Linked DNA regions of Homo sapiens: region 1 is linked to region 2. A link is a contact called in ENCODE Hi-C or POLR2A ChIA-PET data. All regions are on one chromosome and are shown on one strand. Each heading gives the region's core, a stretch centred on a gene start or an enhancer-like site at or near the end of the contact. The rest is flanking DNA. Distances are from core to core; before and after follow the strand shown.

Region 1 (7,348 bases), core at 4,841-7,340, 72 kb after region 2:
TGGCTACTGAGCACTTAATGTGGCTGGTCTAAATTGGTAAAATACATGCAAAATAGTGAAGACTTAGGACAAAAGAGATTATAAAATATCTCATTAACATTTTTATGTTGATTACATGTTGAAATAGTATTCTGAATATACTGGAAAATATTTTATTAAAATTAATTTCACCTTTTTTAAACTTTTCTTAATGTGGCAATTAAAAATTTTAAATTTTCTACTTAAATTTAAAGTAACTCTATTTTGGCCGGGCACAGTGGCTCATGCCTGTAATCCCAGCACTTTGGGAGGCCAAGGCAGGAGGATCACCATGTCAGGAGTTCGAGACCAGCCTGGCCAACACGGCGAAACCCCGTCTCCACTAAAAATACAAAAATTTGGCAGGTGCCTGTAATCCCAGCTACTCGGTAAGCTGAGGCAGGAGAATCGCTTGAACCCAGGAGGCAGAGGTTGCAGTGAGCCGAGATCATGCCATTGCACTCGAGCCTGGTCGACAAAAGCAAGACTCCGTCTCAAAAAAAAAGAAAAGTATCTCTCTTTTTCTCAGTGCTGTACTAAATGATCTCCCAAGTCTCTGTTGCAGCTTTAGCATTCTGTGTTTCATCTTGTGCTTCTGCGTGATCTTCCTACAGCAAGTTAGAAGGAGAATTTAAATCATGTCTTTATAGAGGCTCAACGTCCTTATCTCTAAAATGGGGATAATGCCACCTTTGATGTGAGATGAAATAGGAAAGTGACATGAAATTAATAAAGTGCTATAGAAATTAAGTTATTATAATAATCACACTATGCTATTAATTCCCAGGAGGTTCTACCAAGAAACAGCAACCTGGTATGACAGGTGAAAGAAGGCTAAAGTGGGAAAAGTGAAGCTTCTCCCAAAGGAAGAAAATATCAGCCTCACCTTAAAGTTTCCAAGCTTACAGGCATGAATGAACTCTGAGAGAATCAGGAGCTCAATCTCTCGAGAGCAAGAGATTCTCAGAACAGTCATGCAGAGCCACGGAAGAAACGGAGATAATAACAATAAGTGCCTGCATTATGTGTGAAAAGCACCTTGGTCCCCAAGCACAAGGCACTTTATATTTTAAAGGAAGTACATGGTGTGTTTTCAACCCAGTGAAAACTAAAAAAGGAAGAAAAAACTTAGCAATATTTTTGCAAAATTCTGGCTATTTATTATTTTTCCAGCCCCCACCCCGCCGCCACAACCTTTAGAGGTAAACCAAATACCCACATTTTTATAGATGAAAACAAAACAGAGGCTTACAGAAGTAACTTGCCCTGGGTTGTGCCACTGGTAACCACTGAAGCTGGGGTTTACAACCAGGACTCTCTGATTATTTTTCTCATCAGGTAAAAGGTGAGACAGTATGGGAGCAGACACAGTATTTCTAACCTTTTGGGGGCATAGATTAATTCTTTGGAAGTAACCTTGGCACCTGGGGTCCACCTAACATTTGAAAAATAAAAGTGCTACTACAGCAACCCACCAGGAGTCAAAATCCAACAAAATGATGTCTGGAATTATAAAGAGATAAGTTGGGTTAAAAAAGAATCTAAGGGTTGGCCAGGCGTGGTGGCTCATGCCTGTTATTCCCGCACTTTGCAAGGCCGAGGCAGGCAGATCACTTGAGCCCAGGAGTTCAGGACCAGTCTGGGCAACATGGCGAAACCCCATCTCTATTAAAAATACAAAAATTAGCTGGGTGTGGTGGCACACACCTGTAATGCCAGTTACTTGGGAGGCTGAGGCATGAGAATCCCTTGAACCCAGGAGACAGAGGTTGCAGTGAGCCAAGATCACGGCACTGCACTCCAGCCTGGGCTACAGAGCAAGACTCTGTCTCAAATTAAAAAAAAAAAAAAAATCTAAGGATTGTGTGCTACATACAAATGCTGGGAAAGTACTAGCTCCCAAGTTCCCATTGTGGGGAAGGAGAGAGAGCAGCCTGTCACAGGTGAGTGCTCACGACAGAAAACCCAGGGGCAGTCTTTATCCTCAGCAAGGCCAGCGCGTGGGAGCCTGGTGTGTCCAGGAAGCAGCAGAGACTCTACTCAGGAGGGATGGTTGGGGATACAGAATTCAAAGCCTGAGGAGCAATAAGCCCTGACACCTGGCTGGCCACATGTGGTCGTAGATCCTGTACTGCTTTTCAACTTACTGTGTGGAGATGCCATGCCAATTCCAACAAGGCCATTCCCTTTCACTCCCCCTGGTCCAGGCTAGACTCTGCCCCAAAGCCTCTGTGGCCAGGGCCAGCACCCTCAGACTCTGCTCAGACACTGCTGCTTCTCAATGACAAGGAGAAATGGTAATCACAACTGTGGCCTCAACTTCTCCTTTCCTTTCTCAACAGACCATCAACTTTGCAGACCCTTGAGAATTAAAGGCCTGCCAGGGATGATCTTAACTTTGGAAAGTTGGGCTACTAGGCAAATTTGCAGCAATAGAAGCTGCTTTGTGATTTCCCTTAAACTCAACCAAAATGGTTGGCATGGAGGTTTACACGTCAAAGCTAAGTGTTTCTATTTCCTTTCCTAGGACATATACTGGGATGAACCTCATCCAGACTCTCACACTCAAACTATGAGCCCTGTGAAGATTTCATATGCTAGGAAAGAATCGCTGTTGCTCTCTCTTAAAACCACAGACTTGAACACAACTTGATTTGAACAAAGGCCCTCCTCCCCACCTCCCTCCAGCTTCCCAACCCCCATCCCCTTCATCTGCCTTTCCCCCCAGCCACATTAACTACTCAGAAACACAGTCACTCCACTCTAGAGTTACTCAGGAATCACATTCTTAGAATAACTCATCAATTATACCTGTCAACTTGCCAAAAGTGCCACAGGGGAGGTGGAAAGTCTAGACTGCAATGAACTGCAGTGCCACAGCACCCCTGTTCACAGAAGGCCCCAACTTTGCAAATGCCTTTACAGGCTCACAAGAAACAAGAATCCAAGGAAATACAGGAGCACTGGGTTAGAATGCAGACACTATCACCAAGTTACTCTCAGGCTCAGGGTAGGGCATGGATCTCTCCATTTCTCTACTTGTAGGATAGGAAAACCTGCACAAGTCTGCTAACAGAATGTTCTGCCATACAAAGCCTGGGTTAGGAAACATTAAAAAGAAATGTCACTGTATTATTTAATATGCACACAAGCTCATCATCAATAAAAGCACTGCCAAGAAAGCAGCGCCATGACAGACATACTTTTAATTAATTGGCAAGGATCATTAGTAATTAGAACATTTATTGTATGCAAATGCTGCTGCTAACTCTGAAAAGTTTACTCTCTTAAGCAGGGTAAACATTCACATGAACCCGTTTGTGCTACTAATATAGTTACAGAGCTCCTTTTTTCATGGGTGAAAAGGTAAGTTTTCATTCAACTTAGCCCGAAATTATTTAGAATCCACATTATCAAAGATCTTAATTAATAAGGTTTTCCCTTGATTCCAAAATTTTTTGTGAACAGAACTCTTTTCCAGAAATATTTAACTGGGGGCCAGGAGCGGTGGCTGACGCCTGTAATCCCAGCACTTTGGGAAGCTGAGGCAGGCAGATCACTTGAGGCCAGGAGTTCCAGACCATCCTGGCCAACATGGTGAAACCCCGTCTCTACGAAAAATACAAAAATTAGCTGGGCATGGTGACACATGCCTGTAGTCCCAGCTACTTGGGAGGCTGAGGCAGGAGAATCGCTTGAACCTGGGAGGCAGAGGATGCAGTGAGCCAAGATCATGTCACTGCACTCCAGCCTGGCAACAGAGCAAGACTCCATCTCAAAAAAAAAAAAAAAAAAATTAGCCAAGTGTGGTGGCACACGCCTGTAGTCCCAGCTACTCACGAGGCTGAAGAAGGAGAATCACTTGAGCCCAGGAAGCGGAGGTTGCAGTGAGCCGAGATCGCACCACTGCCCTCCAGCCTGGGTGACAGAGTAAGATCTTGTCTCAAACAAACAAACAAAAACCTCAATAAATGTCTGGAAGGGTAATCATGCAGTCAGAGATTTTTTTTTTAATATCCTGAATCTTCAACATCCCTGTAGAGCAGACTTTGCTCTTTATTTGGTTTACAGTTTAACAAATCCTTAGATCAATGCCCTGTTTACCCCAACAGACTAAACTCCCAATTGCTCTAACCATCCAAGCTTCCAAGGGCTAGGTAAAAGCATACACTTTTGGGAGTCATATATAGTCCACTATGATTCTGAAGATTTAGGGGAGGAAAAGGCAATAGATCTCCTGGTCACAATGCCAAGTAAGATTTCACACTGTTGTCCTCCTCATTAAGGCTCACCAAAAACGGCACCTCTCAACTTAACTTCCTCCTCGTCAGTTTAGGCCCCATTATTCACTTCCCACAGAGCAGCTTGTTTACCTGAAGCACAGGGGGGCGGCGGCGATTGGGAAGAAGCAAGCAGTGCAAGTGAGCAAGTCCAGAGCACAAAGAAAACAAGGAGCATGCAGGAGAGCCCTGTGGTAGCTCCTAATGAGGCTGGGACAATCAAGAAAGTGTTCCCCTTTTGGCTCCTCCCTTTCCAGTTGCGCTGGCCAAGGTATTTCTTCTATCTGCTCCCTGACCCCCAGCTTTTTTTTTTTTCAACACAGGGTCTCGCTCTGTTGCCCAGGCTGGAGCACAGCAGCACGATCACGGCTCACTGCAGCCTTGACCTCCCAGGCTCAGCAATCTTCCCACCTCAGCCTCCCGAGTAGCTGGGACTAGAGGCATGTGCCACCACACCTGGATGTCTTATTATTATTACTATTTGTAGAAACAGGATCTCACTATGTTGCCCAGGCTGGTCTTGAAATCCTAGGCTCAAGCCATGTCTCACCTCAGCCTCCCAAAATGTTGGGATGAAAGACATGAGCCACCGCACCTGGCCTTTCTTATCAGCCTTTTTACGGGAGGCTCCGTGTGAGCATTAAGATATTTATTTTTCTCTGACAAACAAGAGCACCACAACAGGAACAGAAATCTAATTCAACTTCAATCACTGGATCACTATAAGACCTTGGAAAAGTCACTTCACCTTCCTCCCCAGCAATTCAATCTTAGGAACAGGAATCAGAAAAGTATTTGTCAGTCTCCTTCCCCATGGTGACAGGTGGATAATATCTCCTCCACCCTAAATACCTCGCAGGGATGGAGAAGGATGGATGAGCAGGCATTACAGCCAATATTCTACTCTCTGGCAATAAACAACTCACCTTTTGGAGGTAAACGGTCTCTTTCCAGGGCACCAGGGGATCATTTAGCACTCTGGAAGAAGTAATTTGCTCTATGGTTCTCTGGTGTCCTGAAAAGTGTAATCCACCTCCAAAAGGTGAACCCTTATATCCCAGAGAATTTGTTTTCTCTGGGATCAGAACGCTTTAATGTTTTCAGTTTCAGGAAAAGACACCACAGGTATCATTTTCTGGTCAAGAGAAGACTCTTCCCTCTCCCCGCCCCCTCTCCTTACTGATCATCCCATACTCTCTTCCCCTCAAACAGAAACCAGATGAAACCATCTGCAAACAACTTGGGAATGCTGTGTGTGTGCCTGCAGAAACTTAAACAAAAATCCTTTCTCAGCCGCGCCCCCCTCCTCCTTCCAGTGGTTGTTAAGGGCCCGGCGAGTTAATGGGAACTTTTCTCCTCTCCCCTCCCTCCCCCACTGCCCCTCTCCCGCCTGGGTCCTCAGCATTTGATTCCTGTCTGTCACTGAGTGATGAGGACAAAGGGTGAGGAGTCAGGAAAAGGTCTGCGCCACTTTGTTCAGAGTCTGGATTCGAACTTTGGATGAACCCTTCATCGGGGAGGGGGCTGGGGAGGAGGGGAGAGGCCGGCAAGGAGAAATCCGCTGCTGTTCTCGCCGCTGGAGCCTCAAAAAAGAGAGAAAGATTCTCTTTAAACAACAGAAAGGAAAAAAGAGGGTTAGGAGGGTAGAAACAGCCTCCCTCAGCCCAGTTAGGAAAAGGAGGGCATGGTGGGGGCGGAGGGATAAAGGGGGCTGAGCTTAAGAAAACAGAAGGCCGGGGCAACGCGCTCAAACAAGGCTGTTGGGCCCATGCTGTGGGCGGCCAGCCAAGAGCTAGTTTTGTTTCTTCCCCCTCCAGCCTCTCTCTCTCTCCCTCTTATTTTTTTTCCCCCTAAACCAAAGGGAATTCCTAATAAAGCCACAGCAGACTTGTAGAGAGCAAGGGAAAGGAAGAAGGAACCAGAGGTGGGGAAAAAAACAGATGAAACTCATTGCTTTCTGGAAGTCCAGAATAAAGAATATATATGCATATAAAATTATAGCACACTTCACCATATGCTTCGAAACTAAAAAAAAAAAAAAAAAAAAAAAAAAAGCTTAGTCCGGAGTGTATTTCTCTTTTCTCTTTTTCCTCATCTCTGTGTGTGTGTGCACTTACATATACTGGCTGGCAACTTTTACCGTGTGATTTTTTTTCCCCAAATCCTGTACTGTAGTTTTTAAAAAGCACTATTAACATACAGTTGAAGTCACAGCAAAAGCCAGTTTGTCTTCTTTGTGCTCAATAAAACCCAGCTGAAACTCTTTCACCTCCCCTTACTATTGATTTTTCTATTGTGCTCTACAGGCGGGTGTATCTCACTCACTCATCAGACTGCCTTTCATTCTGTGAACCTCTCTGACCGCATCTGGATGTGAGGTTTTTCAGCTCCCTGCGATGGGTATCCTTGCTTCATTCAATCATTTGGGGCCCGCATGCAACCATGCAGTCACTTTTGGTTTGGCCTCTGTCCTTTGGTCTTTGCCCCAGACTCTGGATTTCACTTCCAAAAAGATCAGGTGTCTATCCCAGCACAGAAGATGAGAGGTGACAAGGCATCCTTGCATCCTAGGGCTCTTTCTCTTCTCTTCTTGCATATAAAAATGGGACTTCAGTGACTGTGCAGGAGATTCAGAAAAGGGGTGGGGGATGAGAAGGAGGATCAGGGAGGAGTGTACTGCTGCAACATCTGGCACCTGTTCTACCTCTCCTGGGGACACCCCCTGGTGTGGCGCGTGTGAGGCTGTATGTGCCGGACTGCTGCAAGTGAGAACTCTGTGTCTGTGTGTGCCTCATCCGCACAAAACGATGTGAAGAAGAGAAGCAGATGGGTCAACAGGATGACTATTCATTAATCTTCTGAGAAACTGGGTTAGGAAGTGAATCCGTGTATTTAAAACTTCTCATTTTGCATTCCTATGAATGGGAGAATAAACTCTACACTTTGAATAAGAGTGCATGACATCCTTACTCTTAAAAAAAAAAATCAGACACACAAAGATCATCAGCTAACAACAAAGAGGCAGATAAAGTGCTGGGTGAGTATACACA
Region 2 (6,673 bases), core at 1,725-4,224:
GCAGGCAGGCAGGCAGGCAGGAAGGCAGGAAGGAAGGAAGGCAGGAAGGCAGGAAGGCAGGAAGGAAGGCAGGAAGGAAGACAGGAAGGAAGGCAGGAAGGAAGGCAGGCAGGCAAGAAGGCAGGCAGAAAGGTAGGCACGCTTCCATTTGCTTAAGTCATTCCTTTGACTGACATGCTTAAGGCTATGGCTTCTGGGAAACTATTTGAAAGTTACACAGCTGGGCAAGACATATTTTCACTAGTTGTGCTGATGTTAGCACCAATGTATTTCTATGATATCATCAAAACATTTGTATTTTAGAGTTGTAGTTCTTTATAATAACCCTCACAATAATAAAATAATAAATGAAGAAGGTAGTTCTAGTTCAGGAGTAAGAAAAACAATATCTGATCAAAGTTCTGCATATTAACCATCACTACAAGAAAAAAAATAAATGTTCACACATGTTCACATGCATGCACATAATGACATAGAATGATAAACCTTCACAGTACAAGGTGACGGTGACTGTAACAACGAAGCTACCAAACTCTAGGCAATTACGGGAAAGACAAGTGCTTGAGCATGAACAAAGGCATCTCACTGCCACCAGGCTGTGCAAGAGGCCTTGATCCACAGAATGCTCAAAGCTCACACTCCTGAATCCTACAGGGGATCACAGATTCAGGGAGGCTTCAGGCTTATCTGGAACAAGCTGAAGAAGGCTCCTCGGACCCTGAACCAACAGGAATTGACATCAGACCATCACAACTGACTGAGGAAATGCATAGTCGGCTTGGTACTGGTTGCAATGCAAAGGATGCACTGGGGCTTCCCACAGCTTCAAGGTATTCTGCAAAAATCCTATTAACTCTGCCTACACCCTGTCTCCTAGAAGGCCCAGAGTCTGGTCAGATGGAAATTTCCAAAAACAGACTAAAGAAGTTTTTGTTTGTTTGTTTGAGACAGAGTCTTGATCTGTTGCCCAGGCTGAAGTGCAGTGGCGAGATCTTGGCCCACTGCAACCTCCACTCCCCAGATTCTGGCAATTCTCCTGCCTCAGCCTCCCGAGTAACTGGGGTTACAGGTGTGCACCACCACACCCGGCTAATTTTTGTATTTTTAGTAGAGACAGGGATTTGCCATGTTGGCCAGGCTGGTCTCAAACCCCTGACCTCAGGTGACCTGCCCACCTAGGCCTCCCAAAGTGTTGGGATTACAGACTTGAGCCACTGCACCTGCATCTGGTCTAAAGAGGTATTTAAAGGAGGGCTCTTCAAGTCTGGGAAGAATTGATTTGTTAGGATTTGGAAAGTACTCAAGAAGAAAACATTTAGGCAATTGATGCCCTCCATGAAAGTGTATTTTTAGGTCTTTAGTCCTTTTTTTCCTGTTTTTACTCTACAACCTATCCCTGCTTGAAAACATGAAATAAATTTTTAAAAAATTAAAAAGCTAGCACTACTTTTCTTTTAACTTCCAATGAGGTGATAACGCCTATGTACACATTAACTAATACCAAAAATAAAATTACAAAGGTCAATATAAGAAACTGGCTTATGGCTGGGCACAGTGGCTCACGCCTGTAATCCCAGCACTTTGGGAAGCCAAGGTGGGTGGATCACCTGAGGTCAGGGTTTCGAGATCAGCCTGGCCAACATGGTGAAACCCCGTCTCTACTAAAAATACAAAAATTTGCCAGGCATGGTGGTGGAGGCCTGTAATCCCAGCTACTCGGGAGGCTGAGGCAGGAGAATTGTTTGAACCCGGGAGGTGGAGGTTGCAGTGAGCCAAGATCATACCATTGCACTCCAGCCTGGGCGACAGAGTCAGACTCCATCTCAAAAAAAAAAAAAAAAAAAACTGGCTTACAGTGAAATTGCTGGTGATCCCTAGACCACAATATCAGGGCTTTCCCTGAGGATGTAGAGGCTTCTTTGACATGAACCATTGGTAATGTTATCCCTCATGCCAGATGGCATGTCCTTCAGACACACCCATGGGAGAGAGGCCCTCGGCTGGATTCATTCACAGGTGTTCAAAACATCAGTATTCCTTCCCCACCATTACTATAGATGCTGAAGAACTAAAGGATAAGAAATGCAAGGGTTCAATCTCTGAAGAATTCACAGTCAAATAAAGAAGAGTTGGTAGACAGAGAAAAACATAGTAAAAGTCTTCTCCTCTCAGCTGCTTCCAGTCTGTGTTTACTTAAATAAGGTGAACAGGCACACCAACAAGCAGTATGCTTGCCTTCAGATGTGATCAGCTGTTGGCTTCAGCTGTGATCAGCTGGCAATTCTCTGGGTTTCCTCCTGTACCAGAATAGTACAGGTATACATCAAGGTGCTTGGCTCCACCAGTAAGGTAGGTAACTTAGTGCTGAGCAGAATTTGTGAGGGGAGAGGATATGAATCCTAGAAAGAGAATTAGTAGTCTGAACAACTGATATGTTATTTGTAGGCACAGACCACAATCTATATTATTGTTAAAATGAAGAAGAAATAATATACTTTAAAAAAAATCATCCTATGTTTGGTTTTCTAACCTCAATGACTAGCAAAGGCACTGAAGAGCTGTAGTCAAGGATGATGTACATAAAAGCTGCTCTGTTCTGTCAACCAAGAAAAGCAAGCAATGGCAGCAGGCGTCAGTATAACCACTAAGTGTGACCTCTAGACAAAACCACTTCCTTCTCCCTCTGCTGATGTTACTACAACTGACTGTGGTTTTAATCTAGCTGATAGGGTGACAAGGAGCAAGTTAACATAAAAGGAATTTATGCAATGGCACAGGTCCTACACTTTATCCCAAGAGGAGGTCTGTAAAGTGTCCTTGATCTTTCGCCAGTCTTACCACACAGGTGTTTTGGGTCTCAGCACTGCCATGTCAGCTGCAGCTGAGACGCCTCAGCTCCCTGGCAGGTGCTTTTCAAACCCAGTGTAAGTTCCCCAAAGCTCCAGGCCCCAGCATGTCCCACATAGGCAAGGTCCCCAAAGGGCTCCATTCAAAGCCCAAACCCGTATTTCAGGTTTAGACAACATTCCCTTATATTTCAAAGCCAGGTGCAATCCTTCTCCAGTTTGCTTAAACCTTGTTTTCTACCAGAAATACTTGGCTCACTCAGAAAACCTTGTCCTTATCATCATCTACCCTGTAGAATATTGCCCCCAACCCCTCCTCATTTTCCTTTGGTGAGTAGTTTTAGAAACAGCATGTGATTTTTCCCTAACTTCTACCTGTCAAGGTTTTTGGTTGCAAACTACAGAAGTGGACTCTGGCTCACCTACCCAGGAAAGGAATTTATTGGACAGATAGGCAGTGCCTCTCAGAGTCAACAGGAAACCTGGAGAATCAAGCTCAGAAAAATAAGCACAGACAGCTGAGAATACAACCAAGGTGCTGCCAGAGGAAGCCTGTTAGGAGACAGACTCTGGTACTGCTGGCTTTGGGGACTTATCCCCACCACTGCCACCACCCTCGATTCTGCTGCTACCTCTGAGGCATCTGTAGTAATCCTGTCTCTCTGCTTAGCTCCCTCAAAACACAAGACTGGGCATGGCTGGCGTTCCAACTGGCCAAGCTTAGTGCTCTTGCTTAAGCTGCCAGGGAGAGGGAACAAGGGAGGATGTGTGAAGGGGGAGGCAGGTTCTGCAGCCACCCAAGCCAATGGAGGTGTCCACTCACATAGCAAAAAGATGTCCTTCCCAAACTCACCTGCTGCTTCCTCGGTACAAATCCCAACTTTCCCTTGCTCACTCAAAGAACTCCACTTGATTCAACAACCATTTTTTGGATGTACAGCACATGTTTGGTGCTATGTAAGGTGATTTAAGAACACAAGGGAAACATATGCTACAGCTTTGTTAATATAGAGGGAGGAGAGTTACATTCCCAATGAGGAAGTGGCAGAAAAATGCCTTTTCCAGGTCTGTAACTAAAAAGGAAAAGATCTGTGGATGCCTTTGATTTACCCCCTTTTCCCTCAGAAGATCTGGATGCAGAATTCCAAATGGTATTTCACCCTCTCCAGCTGAGATGTGAATCGATGTATATCTGCAAATCTGGGCACATTCTCAGGATGTGATTTCTAGAGCTTAAAACAACGAACCTAATTCCCAACAATTCAGGGAAAGAAATATTCCCTCTCTGTGTCCATGTGACATTGTTCATTGTAGGGAAAAAGAGATGATGAATGAATCAGCCCTTTCTTAGTGCCTCCTACCCATCAGACACTGTGCTATGAGGTTAATATGTGGGATTGCCACTGGTCCTCCTGAGTCTTAGTGAGACAATGGGAATGGACAACGACTGGAAATCATGGAGTCTGAGATCAAATCCTGGCTCTGTCATTTAATAACTGTATCCACCAGGGCAAGTTACTCAACCTCTCTGTCTTTTCTTTCCTCAGCTATAAAATGGGGATAATAAGAGCCTCTACCTCAAAAGGTTGTAGTGCACAGGGTAACAGATAACATATGTAAAGTGGTAATAACAGTATCTGGCATGCACATGCTCAATAAATATTGGCTGTTATTATTATAAGGTAACTATTAAAATCCCAATTTTACAGATTAATAATCTGAGGGTTGGAGAGGTGAAATAGCCCATCCAAGGTCATAAAGACCAACCTCATATGTAGATATGTAGCAGGCTGGAATGCCAAACAGTTTTGACTCTAAGAACCATGTGACACCATGCTGTGTATACACTTATATAGTGTCAAACACACTCGGGGATATCAAGCTGCAATCCAGAGAAAAAGCTGTAGTGCCACAGCTTTTGATGCTGAGGAAATGTCACAGCCATTATCTGTATTAATAGATCTCTAATATTTTATCTCTAGTAATTATCTGTACTTATTTTGGTCATTCTTGGAAAGGCAAGAACTGAAATTGCCAGAAATCCCTACGACCACAGCAGATAAAAAGCAGTTTTCAATCAGTTGAGCTCCACAACAGGCTGATGAGAACCTTTGGAAATGGCAGCACTTGCTTTACTGGTGTTGGGGTATAGGGTCACTTTTACAATTGAGCTAAACAGTGGCTGCAGAATTCGCATGGGCTGTAAGGTTGATTTGGCTTTTATTTTAAATTCCAGTCTTTCTTTTTTTTTTTTTTTGTACCTCATTTATTATTTGTGAAATAATTACAACTTCTGAATGCCATTATGAGTTAAGAGAGAAGGGGTCTAGCTTTTGGACTTTAGGTCTCCCCATCTACCACCTGCCTGCTACCCATCATTCTGGCTCCCCAGTCCCCCAGAATCTGCCTGACAGTGGGACACGAATGCCCACAGGCATAACAATGAAGCTGCTAGGAGGCCATACCCAAAGCTACTATGATGATAAGATGGCAAGACATGGAGTGGCAAAGGCACCAGAAGTTTAACTCTGGGACTATCTGTCCATCACCTTTCTTTCTTGCACAGCATGCAGGTTGCATGGGCTTAAACTGTAGTGGTCAATAAAGCCACACAGATCAGGGTGAGCAAATGAAAGGCAAATCTAACTCAGGTAGAAAAAAGAGCATTTATTTCCTTGACTGGTACCCTATCAAAGGAAAAGTGGGGCTTCTTTCTACTTGAGAAAACTCCCGATTCCCCAAAAAACAATATGCCCACTTATAGGTCAACTCAGATTAAACAAGAAGGTTAATGCACTCTACATCCAATGCTCCATATTTTACTATCAACTAAGTTGTTATTAGCCTCTTGCATGAATTTTGAGCCTTGTTTCTGTCCTCTCAGAACAGGTATCAAGAAATACATCTGCTAGAATGTAAAATTATCATTTCATTTCTAAGATTGAAGTAAATATTACTTAACATGTTGTATAAGCATTTACTGTTACTTTGATTTTATTGCTTCAATTAACCCAGTTTTAATGCATCATGATAATATTAGGTTTGGTTTACCATATTATTATTGCCTCCTGTTGAGATAAACATCTCCCAGATACATGACAGACAGCAGATGTCCCCACCTTCTGAATAGATACCAATGTATGATGCATCTTCTACATCCTAAAAATGTTCAATTAGAACAGGTGGAACTGCCCTAATGACTGAAATAATTGCTCCTCTTTGATGTTCTTCAACCACCATGGATTTCGGAAGCTTGTCTCTTGGAGCCAATGACATTTTATCATCTCTACATGTGTTCTTATCTTCCCACTCTGTGGAAAACAGTACCAATACACTCCATTGTTTTGTTTTGCTTTATCAAACAGCAAATTATATCCTTATTTGGAATAGAGTATGTTATCTTAATATTATTGCTTTAGTCAAATACTCCATATGGGAGTTTGAAGGGGGTTTTTGTTTTATTTTACACAGGCTTGGTATCATATATACAATCCACAGTCAACCCATGTATAAACTCACACTTGAATCACCAGTTGATGAAAAATATTATCTATTCTTGGTATAGTATGATAATATAATATATGTAATAGGATATTATAATATCATTTATATAACATAAGAATACCTGTAGCAGAACTGATCTCTACAAGTCTCATACATTATTAGTCATATTACAAGAATTTCCTGTACATTTTAGCATTTTATTGTCCTTTATACTTTCTATTTCACATTAAGAAGGTTTTTTTTTTCCGTCACTTTCCTCTATAGCCATCACTCAATCTTAAATTGACAAAGCAAATCCTCCAGTGGCATCAAATGCACACCAT

Evidence for each region. Hi-C counts contacts between places; a loop is a spot of excess contacts on that map. ChIA-PET counts read pairs that join two places held with the same protein, here RNA polymerase II (POLR2A). Pooled maps may share reads with other maps.
Region 1: a map of Caco-2 shows a loop between it and region 2 (5-fold over the local background). The contact joins two enhancer-like sites. A Hi-C loop is called at or near these places in 1 of 168 maps with a recorded cell type or tissue (Caco-2) and 1 of 50 pooled maps. POLR2A ChIA-PET finds 5 or more read pairs at or near these places in 3 of 52 experiments (H1, HEK293 and PC-9).

Annotation. Positions count from the first base shown.
Region 1 is chr1:164,587,478-164,594,825 of GRCh38, reverse strand. The region is part of intron 2 of PBX1 (PBX homeobox 1); the gene reads right to left. Among named protein-coding and RNA genes, the nearest start is that of PBX1, 32 kb to the right of the region's middle. RefSeq lists enhancers at 1,201-2,144, 3,226-4,193. Within about 2 kb of position 6,090, at least 23 of the 41 ENCODE cell types and tissues checked have a DNase peak (open chromatin) inside an H3K27ac peak, as active enhancers do.
Region 2 is chr1:164,656,597-164,663,269 of GRCh38, reverse strand. All of the region lies in intron 2 of PBX1 (PBX homeobox 1), which reads right to left. Among named protein-coding and RNA genes, the nearest start is that of PBX1, 100 kb to the right of the region's middle. Within about 2 kb of position 2,974, at least 16 of the 41 ENCODE cell types and tissues checked have a DNase peak (open chromatin) inside an H3K27ac peak, as active enhancers do.